Linked DNA regions of Homo sapiens: region 1 is linked to region 2. Evidence: chromatin loops called from intact Hi-C (ENCODE). Cell type or tissue: HepG2. All regions are shown on one strand. Links, peaks and the distances in the headings refer to the core of each region. The heading gives the core; the rest is flanking DNA. Region 1 overlaps RBPJ (recombination signal binding protein for immunoglobulin kappa J region). Region 2 overlaps RBPJ (recombination signal binding protein for immunoglobulin kappa J region).

Region 1 (9,134 bases), core at 4,361-6,860, 47 kb before region 2:
CCCCTGGGTTAAATCTCTAACACAAGCCCCACTACCCAGACAGCACAAGTAAGCTGTGAGAATACGGGTCTCCATTAACTTCTCATATGAAAGCCTTAAATGAAGAGTATGGCCTCAAAAAGAATTTTTTTAAATCTATGGCCTCAAAAAAAGAGAGGCAATCAGACTCTGGGGCAAACTACTCCAATTTCATATATCAAGACTGAATGAGACAAACTGACATCAAATGCCTCCTGATATGGTACATTAAGAAGAATACACCATCACTTCTCTCATACTCTATTACTGCCAAAAACACAGAACCAGAATCTAAACATAAGGAACAAGCCAAATTGAGGAACAAACCCCAACTGTGGAACAGTTGACAAAATGAAACAAAAAACTGAGGAACTGGCCCAGATTAAAGGAGACTAAGGACACACAGCAAAAAGTCACCCAGTTAGTAACATCAACTTCGAAAGAGAAATGAGGTCTACATTTCTCATCTCCCCTTCCGCAGTGTATACATAAAACCCACACACCCTACACGTGATTATTAGTGATAATGGGCAGCAGCAAAGATTGTATTTTGCTTTAAAATGCATTATATAATTTGACAAAGAAGTTTTGTTTTGTCTTACCAATTAAGTTTGGCTTAGGTAAACTACAAGACACAAGATAAAATTGCATTCTCTACACATCAACTGATGACCACTCAAGCACCAACTCTAGAATACAAGTGGCTTAAAATAAAAACAGAGAAAGGCAGATAAGTAAAGAATTTACAGAAAAAAATGTCTCAGTAAGCAAATTTCACTAGGGAAACCATTTTAGAAAATATATGCCTGACTCAAACAAAGAATCACATCAAACCTAAGGGTTTTCCACAAAGAGAAATACAATGAAACTTTAAAGAGGTTCCAAGTGTTTATTCAGTTGTTACTAATAACTCCTTCAGACGCCTCACTTCATCTTATGAACTGCCTTTAAAATGGCACACATGCCTTTATGAATTTCAGTCACAGTTCCCTGATGATTTTGTCTGCCTTCTAGTTTGGCCACTGGAAAAAGTAAGATAAATCTTTGGGAGAGGGAAAGCAGTGTTCAAGACCTGAAAAGTGTCACTTGATGAGAGCACACACAAAGTTTATCATACAGGCTAAGTGCATGGACTCAGGAACTAGGTTGCTTAAATTGAAATCCTGGCTTTATTGCAAGCTAGCGGTGTGACCTGGAGCAAGAAATTTACTCAAACTCTCTGTGCTTCAGTTTCTTCAATGGAAAACACAGATAAATGTACTTCTAATCAAAAAGGTTCATATATGTAAAGCACTATAATAGTGTCCAGCACTGAGTAAGCCCACTACTACTCTTTCAAGGCTGGATTACTGAATGATACCTAATCTAATGAATACTGTGAAACCGAAATGGTCCCTTCAAAACAAGTATATATTTATACTGCCTTAAAAATACATACAATCAAATATCGATACAGGATTTTATAAAGAACTCCTAAGCTCAACAACAAAGAAACTTAGTTCATAAATGAGCAAAGGAATAGACATTTCTCTAAGGAAGATACACAAGTGGCCAATAAGCACATGAAAAGATGCTCAACCTCATTAATTAGGGAAATGCAAATCAAAACCATGAGATACCACTTCATACCCATTAGGATGGCTCTGATTTAAAACAAAAAACAACAATAACAATAAAGTAACAAGGGTTGGCAAGGATATGGGGAAAAGTGGAACCTTTCATATATAGCTAGTGAGAATGTAAAATGGTACAGCCACTATGGAAAACAGTATGGTTCCTCAAAATACTAAACACAGAATTGCCATATGATCCATCAGTTCCACTCCTGAGCATATACTCAGAAAAAACAGAAGCTGGAATTAAAAGACAGTTGTACACTAATATTCATAGTACCATTATTCACAATAGCCAAAAGGTGGAAAACAACTCAAATGTACACTGACAATGAACAAATGGATAACAAAAATGTGGTACATACATACATATGATGGGATATGATTCAGCCTGAAAAGGAAATTCTGATATGTTACAACACAACATGAATAAACCTTGAAGACATGCTAAGCGAAATAAGCCAAACACAAAAGGACAAATATTATATGATTCCACTTATATGAGGTCCTAGAGTAGTCAAATTCATGGAGACAGAAAAATTGGTGGCTACCAGGGACCTGGGGGGAAGGGAGAATGGAGAGTTATTGTTAAATGAGCACAGAGTTTCAGTTTGGGAGGATGAAAATTTCTGGAGATGGATGGTGGTGATGGTTAAGTACATTCACAACATCAATGTACTTAATGTCACTGGACTGCAAACTTAAAATTGGTTAAAATGGTTAATTTTACATTATGTATATTTTACCACAAAAAAATATATTTAGTTTGTCCTTAAACTATGGCTTAGAGAGGGATAACTAAGCTCAGCTGTGAAGGGTCCTATGTTAGTGCCAGGTCAGGTGGCTCCAGCTGCCCAGTAACAGAAAAAACAGACAAGTAGTTGTCAAAACTAGCAATAAAAAGGAGATAAAAAGGAACCTGAGGAGTATATGTATGAATATAAATGGTTCCTATTACCATCAAGGTAAGGATACAAAAGGAGAGAGAAGCATAGTGAAGTCTGTTCTAGAATCCACGCCTCCCTAGGAAGGGCGGCCAGAGAGCACGCAGCAAGCATCCCTTTCCCCTGACTTGCTACATGATGGGCTTCGTGCCTGCTTTGTGTGCGTCCCAACAAAGACTGATGGGGACTGAACATCTTCCATGGAAAATCCACAATGTGATTATGGAAAACTGGCTTGTACATAGAAGACGTCACACAGTTTTTTCTTCCTTGCATTTTCTCTCTTATTTCTCACCCTCACTTCAAATTGTTTAAGTAGTGAAATTCTTTTGCCTATTTCACCTAAAACTGAGATGAAGAGGAATGAGGGAGAATGGTAATAATTAACTGTTCTCCTAGATTCTGGTTCCTTTTCCCTTTCACTATTCAACACACATGTAAGTGCCCATTAGGTGTTAGGTACCACACTAGACACTTGGAACAGATAGCAGCAAATAAGAAACACTGTCCCTATCCATATGAAGTACATTACAATAGCAGCTACTGGAGGGCAGGCATTATATTACATACTTTGCATGCGTATCTCACATCATACCCACATTATTCTTTTTTTTTTTTTTTTTTTTTGAGACAGGGTCTCCCTCTGTCGCCCAGGCGGGAGGGCAGTGACATGATCTCGGCTCACTGCAACCTCCACAGGCTGAAGTGATCCTACTCCCCAGTAGCTAGGACCACAGGTGCGAGCCACCATGGCCACCTAATTTTTGTATTTTTTTGCAGAAACAGGGTTTCACCATATTGCCCAGGCTAGTCTCAAACTCCTGAGCTCCGGTGATCCCCCTGCCTCAGCCTCCCAAAGTGCTGGGATTACATGCATGAGCCACCGTGCCCAGCCCTCACATCAATCTTACCAGGTAGTTATTATTATCCTCATCATACAGATGAGGAAACCAGCTTAGAAACTACCTTGCACAAGTTCATATACTGGTAAATTCAGTTCAAAATGTTAACTAGATTATAATGTTCATGATTTTCCACGTACTCTGTTAACTAGATTATAATGTTCATGATTTTCCACGTACTCTGCATTAGGACAGAATTTAATTGCATTTCAATTATGGACACTATGTTGTGAAAAGAGTGCCAGGGGCCGGGCACACTGGCTCACGCCTGTAATCCCAGCACTTTGGGAGGCAGGTGGATCACTAGGTCAAGGGATCAACACCATCCTGGCCAACATGGTGAAACCTTGTCTCTACTAAAAATACAAAAATTAGCTGGGCATGGTGGTGCGCACCTGTAGTCCCAGCTACTCGGGAGGCTGAGGCAGGAGAATTGCTTGAACCCTGGGGGATGGAGGTTGCAGTGAGCCGAAATGGTGCCACTGCACTCCAGCCTGGTGACAGAGCGAGATTCCATCTCGAAAAAAAAAAAAAGAAAAGGGTGACCGGATATGAATTTTTATGACAGAATTGTAAAGTGCACTAACTGACCTAAAACCTTCTATGATATAGCACTGATTTAGTGTGAGTGAGGGAGGCAACAAAAAATCTGAAAGGAAACTTTCTTTCATTACCTTCCCAAACCTTCAGTACTGACTAAATTTTGCAAGGGTAAAGAGTAAATTTTTCCTTGATTACTAGAAGTAAGAAAATGTTTTCTAAAGCTGTAAACATGGCAGAGCATGGTGGCTCACGCCTGTAGTCCTAACACTTTGGAAGGCCGAGGCGAGTGGATCACCTGAGGTCAGGAGTTTGAGACCAGCCTGGCCAACATGATGAAACTCCGTCTCTACTAAAAATACAAAAATTAGCTGGACATGGTGGTGTGCGCCTGTAAGCCGGTGGCGGGCACCTGTAAGCCCAGCTACTCAGTAGGCTGAGGCAGGAGAAACGCTTGAACCCAGGAGGCGGAGGCTGCAGTGAGCCAAGATCGTGCCACTGCACTCCAGCCTGGGTGACAGAGCAAGACTCCATCTCCAAAAAAAAAAAAAAAAAAAAGTAAAAAATAAAGCTGTAAACACAAAATTCAGGAAATCTAAAGACATCTGTTATGGGTGCCACACCTTGACTACATACATACACACATAAAGACACTTGTGTGTGCACATATATGTATGTCATAAATCTGATGCTGAAACAATTTCTCTTGCATTTTTCCTGCACAAGAGCACTATGTTACAATTGCAGTAGGGACTGTGACAGTCTTCTGAATGTACGGCTTACACTATCAATCAGAATTCTGCAAAGAACGCTTTTTTTCTAAATTGAAAAAGAACATGAATCTACATAGAGTTCCATTTAATGAAGAGGTTTTGTGTTCTTTTTTCTGTTGGTAGAAATTACACAGACACAGTACCAGTCCAGCCTCCATCAAACCATGTTTGGCCAATTTCTTAGCAGCCAAGCCTTTGACACACAGTTTGGTATTTTCATGTACTTGAATCCAGCAGTGCATCTTTCCTTTTCAATAACAGAGACCAGAGCATTTATGGAGCCCTTCAGAATAAGGCCTAATGCACAAAGGAAAGACCATCAGTCAGGTTTATAAGGGGTTAAGCTACTTCAGAGAAGCCTGCCCCTAAGGAAAAAATTAAAGATGACAATTGCCACTTTTAAACACATATAAAATAGGACATTGTAGATATTCTACACGAGTTTAAAAATAATGCAATAAACTAAAATAAAATGATGGGAATCAAAATTCCTATGTTCAGAATGGGGGAGAAGAGATTTCCAAAACATTTTATGTAACACCATTACATGAAAAAGGAAATGCCTTTTTTGCTTGAGTGTTAATACAAAGCAATACATTTCTTCTTTTGAATTGTAACTTACATTATAATGATCAAACCTACATTTGTGGTAAAAATGAAAACCACTTTGAAGAAGCGGTCTTAACCACAATACAAAGCTTACTGGCTTTCTGCCAACGTGTATCTGAGCCATTAAGCTGTCACGTTGCCTTCCTGCATTGCTAGGACCAAAAGAGCAGGCCCACCAGCTAGTATCTGCTCACTCAAGCCTCACAGGAGGCCATGAGGCTCTGAAAGGGAAAAAAACAGCACAGGAGCACAAGGCTTGATGGTGCAAGATCTAACTGCAAGCTGCTTTGCCTTGGGTAATACTACAAGCTCATTAATGCTTCTACAAACATCTGACAATGTTTGCCTTTGGAAAGGTTTGGAATTGAGACTGGCCAGATCACCAAGCACTGATTAAAGTACACATCATCAGTAACTTATGGAAACACTAGTATAGGAGGGAAAGCCTTGAGAGAGTGAGTCGGGGTGGCAATGCAGAAGACAAGAACAAGGCCCCTAGGAAGTGGACACGATTTTCAGAGTTTTGAGTCATTCATGTTATGTATTTACTTGATACTTTGCTATGCTATGTATGAACTCAAATTGTACAAGCTGCAAAGGTGTTGTGTTACAGTTAATTTACTAGTTAACTGTCTAGTCAATCGCCCTACGTCAAATTGCTTAATTAAGAAACAAGAGACTAGTTTTTCTTTAAAGATGAGCTCCACTGTAGCTATTTAATTCTTAATATTCCTCCTCTCACCAACTTCTGCACAGGCATGTTTCCTAAAGTCATGTGGTGTCTCTACTGTCTACAGCACTAGTATTACTGATCTCCTCCCTCATCTTGCCTTCCACCACAGGCAGTTCACTAACAAATTCCATCAACTGGATTTCCAAATTATCTTCTCTATCTCCATTCTCTAAATCTGTAAGATTAGATGAAGTCTCATTGCCACTTATACCTGTAGCTTCCTCAACTGGCTTCATATAGCAAAGTAAACGAGACAGCAATAGACAAAATACATCTCCTTATGTGTATTCTCATTTAAGTATCATTAACAATCCTGAGAGGCAGCATTATTTCTAATTTAAAAAGGAAAAACGAAGGTCGGAAAGCCACAAGGTGAGGGTTTCCCTCATTCCTGACTCTACAATGATCAACAAAGGTTAAAGATAATGAGCCCCACATATAAAACAAATAAGGAAGCCATATTCTGTTCCATAAACTACTTATATTCTTTGCCTTTCCAAAATAATGACTTTATCCCAATTCACTGATAACATTTATTCTCTTTTCCCAGTAAACAAACCACCTATCATTATTTAATGTTTCAAAGAAATCACTTCTTAACCTGTAATTGATTTCTCAGCAAACCAAAACTGTTGAATCCCAAGGATGAAATACTGTAATATTCCAATTTGAGAATATGAAGCAATAGCATAAGGTGAAATAAACCAGGGAAATCTGTGTTAACAGCTGTAGAGATCACTCAAATTCAGACTCCTAAAGAATTATAACTAAGTAACCTAGCAATGAAGAAAATGTCATACCACTGTATTTGTGCTGAGAAAAAAAAATGCCAACTAGTTTCCACAATAAACTGGAAATGCACACTCAATATTTTAGGCTATAACTTTTAATCCTGGGCAGTATTTTTTCTTAATAGCATACATGCCCATTAGAGAAATATGGCCAAAGTTATAAGCTTGTATTATTCACGTTCAAGATGACTCATGTGTGTACAATATTGAGTTCTCAAATACAAATCTGTATGCAGTAGGTGCTCACTATATGAATAAACTGTAATAGCAAGTCATCTGTTAAAACACATGCAACCAAAACAAAAAGATTATTATGGAATTTTATCTATTAAACTACATTATTATTTAGATCAATTACAATTTAACATGATTAAAGCACAGTTAAATGATGATTTAAAAAAACTGATCTGTAATGTTTAAGTTAATTTCCACGATGGAGAAAAAAATTGTAAGTTGACATTAACTTTTCAATTTTTTTTTTTTTTTTTGAGATGGAGTCTCGCTCTGTCGCCCAGGCTGGAGTGCAGTGGCGCAATCTCGGCTCACTGCCAGCTCTGTCTCCCAGGTTCACACCATTCTCCTGTCTCAGCCTCCAGAGTAGCTGGGACTACAGGCGTCCGCCACCACGCCCGGCTAATTTTTTGTATTTTTAGTGGAGACGGGGTTTAACTGTGTTAGCAAGGATTGTCTCGATCTCCTTATCTCGTGATCTGCCGGCCTCGGTCTCCCAAAGTGCTGGGATTACAGGCGTGAGCCAGTGTACCCAGACCCTAACTTTTCAAATTTTACAATGGAGAGAAAAGGGAACTATTTTACCAAATTCAGGTAGCTAAAACTGATAGAACTATCTTTCCTATGGAGAATGCCCTACAAAGATACAACACTATAGCTTACTGTTATTACTTGCTCCACAAGCAATGTTCTTTAATGAAGCATGGTGCCACTTCAAGGAAGTGATAATCCACATTTTTGAAAGATTCTATAAAGAAGTGGTATCAAGATCTAAATGGGAGTCTCTCAATACACCTTACAAATTCCCTGATGTAGTTTTGTTGAGTCTAAAACTAATTGATTGGAAAATGTGATACACCATGTTCAGATCTCCAGCAATTACACCCAGGCAATTCTTTACTATAGTAACAATAATATACCACTGTGTTTAAGAAAATAATGACATTATTAAACATAATGTTATTAGTTAACAAATTGATTACCTGTGCTTTTAAAATGTTAGGAGCTCAGGATATAAAGAAGAATTTCAGATTGAAAAGAAAACCTTAATTCTAAGTAAAAATTTGAACTTTGGAACAAAAATCAAGTTGAAAGGGAGTCATTCTAACTGTTAATTTTTCCTATTATTTATCAATGTTTTGGTTTGGTTCTAGCATTTCTCCAAAATTAAAACCACTGGTCCAGTTATTATATTTGACAAGGCCTTTATTCTGAAAACTACTACTCATCCTGGATCAGCTCTCTCCTTTTTGGACAATCTCCTAAGATCTAAGATTTATGCTATTCCCAGCATCCTCCTGACTTGATCCTTGTTGGTCAGATAACTTCTCACTTGACCTGCCCAGTTCGCTGACTCAAAAGCAATGTTCACATACTATTCTTTTACAGGCAGAATGTACAGCAAACTCTTTGGTTTGTTCAGGCTGCATGTAAATGAGGAATGGGAGGAGAAGAGAGAGAAAGGGGCTGGTAGGTTGGAAGAGAGAGGGAGGAAAGCAGAGAACACTGGAGTACAAAAGAGCAGTGAAAAAAAAGAGAAAGAAAAGATTGTTTGAGGGAGTGTCACAGCCACCAAGTTGAAGAGAAATAAAAGAGAGCAATGGAGTATCTAGTGACCATAAAAGGGCAACTGTCCACCTCCTAACAAACCAAATCTGGTCAGCCCCAAATATGGAAATGTTTTAGTTGAAATACAGAGCTTTTCTTCTGTGGAATATGAGCATAGATCACAATCAAATAATCTCACACTTGGATATCTACCACTGTGAGAAAAATCTGGTGAATTATTACATAAACTCTTTCCACATTTTGCTTCCTCAAAATCCAGGTTTTTCTACAAAAACAAACAAAGAAAAAATCCCAACACTTTTATAGTTATTCTAGAGCTTCCGTCTCTGTAAAATAGGAATGTTAATTGTTAGCAATCTGCAGAGCTATTGTGAAGACTGGGTAAATCATTTGGTAAGGGAAATCTTGTAA
Region 2 (9,134 bases), core at 5,473-7,972:
ATATCACATTGAATACATGGGAGGAAGGCCAGGACAAAGAATGGCTTACTTACCAATAATTATGAAATAACCTCTGAAAGGTCTTTTTTTTTTTAACATTACAATAGTGACATGGCAACTCCCATTAATTAGTAATATCCATTTAATCAAATAATGACACTCATTATTATAAGCTGTAAGTAAATTACCATATACTATCACTTCTATCTTGGGAATGCTGAAATTAATTCACTTCCTTGACATGTGGATAAGCATGGATGACAGATACAACAGACTTAATGAATCCCATAGTCAAGAGAATAATATTGCCTTGGCATATACACTAGAAAAAATTCACTACACACATCATCATCATGTTCATAAACCAGATCATCTTTCAGTATAAAATTTCAAGTTGTAGCCTCTCTTCTCTGTATGACAGCCTTCTTTCTTTTCACTCTCCTCTGTCCTTCCATCTTCCCTTCCAGAGGCTGTGGAAACAGCCAGCTGCAATTTATTGCAGGTGGCATAACCAAGAAGCTAGAGAGAAAAGAGGCAGAGACTGGAGTAAGCCAGAGGTAACTGCGTCCAGCCAGTTCTCGAGTAGGAGCAACTGAAGCAGAGTGGATAAGGAGGTGTGCAGTGAGGAGGACAACTATGTTCCTGAAGAGGCCACCTGGTCAGTTAGAAATACAAGACAAAGATCATAAGCAGCACCAAAAACAGGAACACAGCAAACGAGGAAAGAGCAGGCAGGCTCCGAGCTGACCATTTAATGAAGCAACACTGGCCGCCGCACTCTACCCATCAAGGCTTGGGTGCTGAGGGATTTACAGTCTTGCTCTAAGTCTGCACATATGAGAAAAAGGGCTATTTTTTAAAAATGCATGTAACATTAAAAGGCAGCTGAGTGAGATAAATAGAAAGGTATGGGAAAAAAAAAAACATAACGTTGGGTACAGGGGTTCACACTTGTAATCCCAGCACTTTGGAAGGCTGAGGCCGGCAGATCCCTTAAGCCCAGAAGTTTAAGATCAGCCTGGGCAACATGGAAAACTCCGTCTCTACAAAACCCAGCTAGGCATGGTGGCGTGCACCTAGTCCCAACTACTCAGGAAGCTCAAGTGGGATGATTACGAGCTCGGGAGATTGAGGCTGCAGTGAGCCATGACAGCACCACTGCATTCTAGCCTACGTGACAGCAAACCCTGTTTCAAAAACAAAAGACTAACACAGGCCTTCCCCTCCCCCTAAAACAAACCAGGAACTAGCTCAGTCACTGAATGTGTCTCAGCCATTATCTAACCTGTCTGTGTAAATGAATGGGTACTTTTAGAATATATGATTAGTAAGGTCTTCTCTGGCTCTAAAATTTCCTGAATCTAATGGATTTAATAATATATATCACACGTGTCACACAGGATGTAGTTACCTTTCTATGTTATGTAAGTTACCATTAGATGGTATGTTACTTCTCAATAGGAAGAGTACAATACAAATAAGAGCACACAGAATCATAGCCTAGCATCAGTACACACCACGCTTCATCATCGTTCATCAAATCCTCTGAGAAACAAATCCTCACAATATCTTCCTTTAAAGCAATTTACGCAGTCATAACAACAAAAAACAATGCCTAAAATCAAACCATCATGCCTCACTTTAAGCACATTGAGAGATGGGGAAATGTGCTTTGTTCACTTGTGAATTTCATTGAGCTTCCATTCTGCTTCTTTCTACAGGACATATTCTAAAGGCATTACACTTTTCTAATTTTCAACAGTCTAAATGAGTTTTCTATATGATATGTGTTTCATATTCCACTTCAAAAAATATAGGTACAGAAAAGGCAAAAAAGTGAATATAATCCGGGGGTCAGTTTCTACGTGGGTTTCTAGGTAGAAAAACCTATCTATGCTGAATGTCAGCTTTATCAAGACCAAGAGCCACCTAGTGGCAAGTGTTATATATTACCAAATCTGCTCAAGCCATATTCATCCAGCAAATAACATTCTGGCAGATGGTAGGTGCTCCACAATTGTGCAAGGTAAGTAAAATAATTGCTCCTTTTCTTATGAAGCTCACTGACAGATTAAACAATCAATTACAGATAAATTTATATAATTGCAGAACAATGTTAAGTGTAACAGAAGTATGCAAAAATAAGCATCCAGCATTTATTAAAGACCTACAATAAGCACAACACTTTGTTAAAAAGGTTCTCTTGTATCTGTTCACCTTACTCAGAACTTTCCCTTTTCTGATTATTTTATCACCAGGTTTTAATTTCAGGTTTTTTCCTACCCTCCCTTCTGAAGGGGGTGTACCCCACTCCCATCTTACCCTTTAAATTCCACACTTCAGAAAAGGGGTAAGGAGAACCTATTTATTGAGCACCTACTATTACCAGAACCAAGCTAGGCATTTTCTTTTTTTTTTTTTGGAGACAGAGTCTCACTCTGTCGCCCAGGCTGGAGTGCAGTGGCGTGATCTCGGCTCACTGCACGCTCCGCCTCCCGGGTTCATGCCATTCTCCTGCCTCAGCCTCCCAAGTAGCTGTGACTACAGGCGCCTGCCAACACGCCCAGCTAATTTTTTGTATTTTTAGTAGAGACAGGGTTTCACCGTGTTAGCCAGGATGGTCTCGATTTCCTGACCTCGTGATCCGCCCGCCTCGGCCTCCCAAAGTGCTGGGATTACAAGCGTGAGCCACCGCGCCCAGCCGGCCCAGTAGGCATTTTCTATCTCTTATTAATCCTCACATCAATACCATGAGGTATTATTTTCTTCCATTTTTTAGACAAAGGAAAAGACCTAGCTTAAGTGAAATGCTCATAGCCACAAACTTATTTTAGTGACTTACAGTACAATTATTCCCAAGTTCCCTACATCACCCTGCCTCAAAAAGAGCTTCTTGGCCTATTCATTCCTAGGCCCACCACCAAAATCAGATTTTGATTATATTTCTCTTATGGTGTCCACCAATTCCAATCTATTTTACACTGTTTACATCCAGCCCTACCTCATCTTAAAACCCTCAATGCCGCCAGGAACGGTGGCTCATGCCTGTAATCCTAGCACTTTGGGAGTCTGAGGCGGGTGGATCACCTGAGGTCAGGAGTTCGAGACCAGTCTCACCAACATGGAGAAACCCCGTCTCTACTGAAAATACAAAATTAGCTGAAAGTGGTGGCGCATGCCTGTAACCCCAACTACTCGGGAGGCTGAAGCAGGAGAATCATTTGAACCCGGGAGGCATATGTTGCGGTGAGCCAAGATCGCACCATTGCACTCCAGCCTGGGCAACAGAGCAAAACTCCGTCAAAACAAACAAACAAACAAAAACCTCAATACCTTACCCTTGTCCTCTGTATCCCTGATTAATATTCAAATAATCACCTTAGGCCATCCATAATCACACCACATTGGGAGACCAAGGCAGAAGGATCACTTGAGCCCGGGAGCTCTGGACCAGCCTGGAAAACATAGCAAGGCTGTCTGTACAAAAAAAATGTTTTAAATTAGCTGGGGTTGCTGGCGCACACCTGGGTTTGGTGGCACACACCTATAGTCCTAGCAACTGGGGAGGGTGAGGCAGGAGGATCCCTTGAGCCCAGGAGGTTGAGGCTGCAGTGAAGTACGACTTTGCCACTGTATTCCAGGCTGAGCAACAGAGCAATGAGACTGTCTCTAAAAAACACCAACCAGCCAAAAAACCAAATAATCAGGTTAGCACTCAAGGTCTTCCAAGAGGCTCCCAATTACTTTTCCAGCTTAATTTCCCATCACTCCCTATCAACTCTCACCTTTTCTATGAACTCCAAATGAAGATAATCATTTACATCTGTGTTCCCACCAACACTAAATATCGGTTACAGCACTTACCATAATCTCCCTTACACAATAATTACCTGTGTACACTCTACCAAGTCATGAGCTTCACCAAACCATTTCTTAGCCATCTTTATAGGACCAGCACAAAGAGTGTCTTATACCTAATAAGTGTTCAACTGCTTATTTAATAAATATATTGTTATTAAAACAATACTAAAAGGAGAGCCACTAAAGCATGGTTATACTATTAACATTTTCCTTAACACCCCTCCTACATGTCTTAGGACCCCAGTGTTTCTGCTTACTCCAAATGGTGTATGGATTAGGAGCTTTGTACAGATCTAGGTAATTTTTTGCATGAAAAATGTTATCAAATTAAAAAAAAAAAAAGATGTGAAAAAACATGCTGGCAAAATCAGGCACAATCTTTGCAGATCTGCAGTTTTCCAAAAGGGAACATATACCTTTGTTCTATTTATGCAAACCAGTCTAAAGCTAGTTTGTACTGGAGGAAATTAAGCTATGTCCATAATAGACTGTTCACATTATTTTAAAAAAACTACAATATTACATTTATATTTCATAAAGCAATACTGTACTTCTATAACACAATATCATACTTATAAAAAAGTTTTATAGAGTGAAAAACTTTTTTTTTGAGACAGGGTCTTTCTCTGTCACCCAGGCTGGAGTACAGTGGCATGATCACCATTCGTTGCAGCCTCAAACTCCTGGGCTCAGGCCATCCTCCTACCTCAGCCTCCCAAAGTGCTGGGATTACAGGCCTGAGCTACTACTGCGCCCAACATTAAATATTTTTTCTCCTGTTATGTAAACTTTTTATGAGAAACTACTCTTATCACTTACAACTCTGATTATCATCTCATTAACAATGCACAGATAATCATTAGCTCTTAGGCTAAGACTACTGAATACAAAAAAAAAAAAAAAAAAAAAAAACCTCCAGGGTCAACTTGATTCTCTAGTGTATTCTGCTTCACATCAAATAGATGCAGTTTTCATTGCAAGGCTTTTGCAACTCAGAATGCATTAAAAAAATGTGTTTTCTATATTTTATTTTTTGTAAACTTAAAATAGTATAAATATTCCCAAGATTGCCGTAAACTTCACCAATATGACTGAAAAGCTCTCAAACTTACCATTATGCATTGTCTCAACACAACAAAATTACACAAATATCTATACGGATAGGTAATTACTACCACTTACAGTGCCTGTGACGCCTTCCCCAACCTCCTACAGTAAATATGACATGTTCGGAAATACATTACCCTTTTTAGACCATTAGGGTATCATTTAATTCCCTTAAGCAGCAGGTCTAATGAGGCATAAGCAACACCATGATGTTGTGCCAGGCCTAAGAGGCATACAGAACTGTGGGCAGGATAAGAGTCTGAGAGATAGTAGCAGCTAGACATTCAACATTCCTACATTGTTACAGCTGCCCAAGCAGAGAAGAGAGCAGTAAGAAATAGACCCCAAAAAGCTGGGGGTGACTCAATGACAACATTCGTGGTCAAGCAGTAATTTAACAAATATGTCTGCTTAAAATGCCAAAGCACATATTTCAAGGGTTGCGGTCCTCTGCACCAAATACATTGCTGCCTTCCTAAAACATGACCCACAAAACCACAGCTTGCAGTATAAAAAGTCCATCTTGAGCCCTGCTCAAGATGAAAGGTTACCAGAGGAAACTGATTCTTATAGTAATTAAAATATTTGTATAGAACGCTTTACTGTTTACAAGTCACTTACACATACACTGTTTCATTTGACCTTATTTCACAAAATTTACCTTATTTGACAGTCACAATGTGCCTGACAGATAAAATATAATTATCATCCCCTATTTTATAGAGGTAGAACCTGAAGCTTAAAGAAATTATCTGTCAGTAATATGTCCATGAGACCTGAGTCTCCATGTAAATTATCAACTTATTATTTGGTTCTATGGCATGGATTCCCCAAAAAGCAGTCTACAGTGTTCTACGGTTTAATCTAACATACATCCCTAGCCATCTAGTACTGAAAACAGTTAAAAATAATGGAATCTTTTGATAAACACTGACAGCCAATCATATAAAAAACAAAAGTGAAATTTAAACTTGTCAGTTTTATACAAATATAATGTAGTATTTTCTAATAATCAAAAAAAAAAACTTTTGCCTAAGAGCCTTACTATAATGTTCTCAGGGGCTATGAGATTGCTTGTGGCTGAAAATATCAATTCCTCTGGGTACTTCAGCAATTACTCCTTACAGAACCAAAGTCAAATACCTATATATAAATTATACATATATATGAATTAGACACACATATACTGTATACACACAAGCACACACACAATTTTAAAATTGTGCCACATGAACCATGTTGCACCAAGATTTCAAAGCACTGAGTCCTATGTTCAAAAATTCTTTTTGCTGAGTCTCTATCATGTGATAGACAATCTTCTAAGTATAAGAATATAAATGATACCTGCCACCAAGTGACAATATTTGGGTGTGATAATTACAACTTAGTATCATGCTTCCAAGAGAATTATATACAGCATTTAATACTGTATTAAATATACAGTATTTATACAGCCAGGCACCAACTGTAGTCTGGTAGATCTGGTTAGAATATTCCCTTAGTCTTGAGAAATAACCTACTAAGGATCATTACTTTTCATACACAAGAACGCATTAAACTGCTGGGCTCATGCAGAGATGTCAAAATACTTTAATATGACTGAAGCACTGATTATGGAGAGAAAATGGCAAACAACTCAGCTGGAGAAGAGACAGATGAAATAGTTATGGAGGATCCTATGCGCCACAGTAGCTAACATCTTTTGAGCACTTGCTACATGCCAGGAATTCTGCTAAATGCTTTCATACATTATCTCATTTAATCTTCACAACAACTTTCTGAGTTAGGAATAATTATCTTGCAATTGATAAAGAGATTAACTTGTCAATGTTACAGGGGTTTTAACTGGCAGGGGTTTTAAGTGCCAGAGACAGAATTGGAACCCAGTTCAGATTAAACACTAAATGTGAGCTCATAACCCTCCACTCTGTTGCCTCTCTTAATGAACGCTGCTAGGGGGAGCCATTGAAAGGTTTTTAGATTAAGCAGTGATCAGATTTGCTCTTTAGAAAGACTGCTCTGCTACATGTAGAAGCTGGATAAAGGTGGTGACTCTAGAAGCAGAAAGAGGCTGTCAGTACGTCATAGTAAACCAGGTGAGAAATGACAGCATGAACTTCGGCAGTGAGGATAAGGGAAACAAATTCAAGAGATTTTTTAGAAGGAAAAATGATCAGTTCTCAGTAATTAAATGTAAAGGCTGGTGAGAGAGGAATTAGGAATCGTGGCTTTGGGAACCAAACGGAATATGGTATCATCTACCAAGAACAGAGAAGCAACAGGTTTCATTCAGTCAATACGTATCTACAGAGTGCTCCTCAAATGCAAAACACTTTTCTAAGGCCAAGAGTCAAATCTGAAATTATAGTCATGGTTATTAGAATTTATTCTTAAGAGCAAATAACAAAGCACTAAAAAATATAAGGCATATTTAAAATTAATCACTGCTATTAACAGACTTGGCTTAGAGTCCAGTGAAAGCATGTTGTACTACCATTTGTTAAATATTACTACATGCAGGCCAGGCATGGTGGCTCACCCCTGTAATCCCAGTACTTTGGGAGGCCAAGGTGGGCAGATCCCTTGAGGTCAGGAGTTTGAGATCAGCCTGGCCAACATGGCGAAACCCCATGTCTACTAAAAATACAAAATTAGCCAGGTATGATGGTGTACGCTGGTAATCCCAGCTACTCAGGAGGCTAAGGCACGAGGATCGCTTGAACCCAGGAGGTGGAGGTTGCAGTGAGCTAAGATTGTGCCACTGAACTCCAGCCTGGCCACAGAGTGAGACCCTGTCTCAAAAAATAAAATAAAATAAATAAATAGAATATTGCTACATGCAGAAAACAAAAGAGGAAAGGCATCCCATAATTTTATAATGTTATTACATTTGAGTTTGACAGAACTTCAATCTCTTACACCACACACACACACACACACACACACTCACACACGACACATCACCCTGTAATTTGTTTTATTTGTCCCTTTCCCTATAAGTTTATGGGGGGCAGGAATAAAGGTATCTGTTTTATTACCCATATTATAATACATATTTGGGATTTTAAAAAATCCCACTATCGCTACTGTGTCTTGCCAAGAACTTAAAAACCTCCTATTTGACTTCCTATAAAATATGACCTACTTCACATTAGCTTATTTCAGTAACAATTCCTAGACCTTCCCCACAGTTTTCATCCAAGGATGCTCTCTGCGAATCTTAAGGCACAGCAATCCTGTGCAGATGTGGCAAGTTATTATAATTCCCATTTTACTACATAGTTAGGAAACTGGCCCAGGGGAAGTAGAGTAACTTGGAAATAATCACAAAGCCAGATGCCAAAAATAACAACTTTTAGTCAATCCATGAGAAAATACTGCCCCTAGTTGAGATAACATGAAATTTAGTATTAGGAGGAAGCAAAATGCAAAATAATGCTTTAAAGCCAAGTCCTGGGTCTTATTTCTAAAAATGAACAGAAGAATGAGATGTATAATAACTTTCAAACGAAACAATTTTTTCCTAATGCCTTACCCATCAAGGGTGCCAAAGGTTATTTAATGAATTACATCTGGCAAGAATGGCCTGTCAACCAAACCAATTTTGATCTTACCCACTTAAAAAAAACATTGATAGAAATCTGTTGGTATAGGACAACAGATAACTTTTTAACAAACCTAACTGCTTAAAATCTAATGCCTACAAGTGTGTATTAGTACAGATTTGAAAATATTGCAAGTCTCCTGTTTTCTGAAAATATACTCACAGATCCATCAGCAATATGCATGGATAATAAAATTTAAAGCTTTAACAGTTAATACTCAGAATGAAAGTTCTCCAGCCACAACGCATCCAGATTTCGAAATATGCTGCTGTTATAATTTAATTAAAAGCAGTTTTATTTCACCAATCATGTAAGTAAAAGTATTACACGATTTAGAAAGAAAAACGCAACTCAAATGGTAAAAGCGCTTTTATCATGTCTGTGTAATCATTCTTACAGGTACAAGTCAGAGCAAAATACCTTCCATTACTACACAGTATTTACACTTTGCTCCCAGTCAGAGAACCAGTGAGCTCAAGATTTTACCTTCAAAACAATGATTATGTACAAGAACAAGTAAGGGAGACATAAGATTATTGGTAAAACCCACTCAAGCGACCC

The links. Hi-C counts contacts between places; a loop is a spot of excess contacts. Peaks named below come from ENCODE experiments on the same cell type or tissue, not always from the same donor. Only the 100,000 strongest peaks of a DNase experiment are listed, where the experiment ranks them.
Region 1: it touches region 2 in a loop (2.7-fold over the local background); 9 of 110 quality-filtered maps call a loop at or near these places.

Annotation. Positions count from the first base shown.
Region 1 is chr4:26,369,357-26,378,490 of GRCh38, reverse strand. All of the region lies in intron 1 of RBPJ (recombination signal binding protein for immunoglobulin kappa J region), which reads right to left. Among named protein-coding and RNA genes, the nearest start is that of RBPJ, 53 kb to the right of the region's middle. RefSeq lists enhancers at 5,396-5,445, 5,621-6,121 and a silencer at 5,530-5,824. In HepG2, for the core only: no CTCF peak of the experiment used is centred there; a DNase peak (open chromatin) is centred at 5,690.
Region 2 is chr4:26,323,182-26,332,315 of GRCh38, reverse strand. The region is part of intron 1 of RBPJ (recombination signal binding protein for immunoglobulin kappa J region); the gene reads right to left. Among named protein-coding and RNA genes, the nearest start is that of RBPJ, 6.7 kb to the right of the region's middle. RefSeq lists an enhancer at 1,075-1,369. In HepG2, for the core only: a CTCF peak has its summit at 6,920; a DNase peak (open chromatin) is centred at 6,925.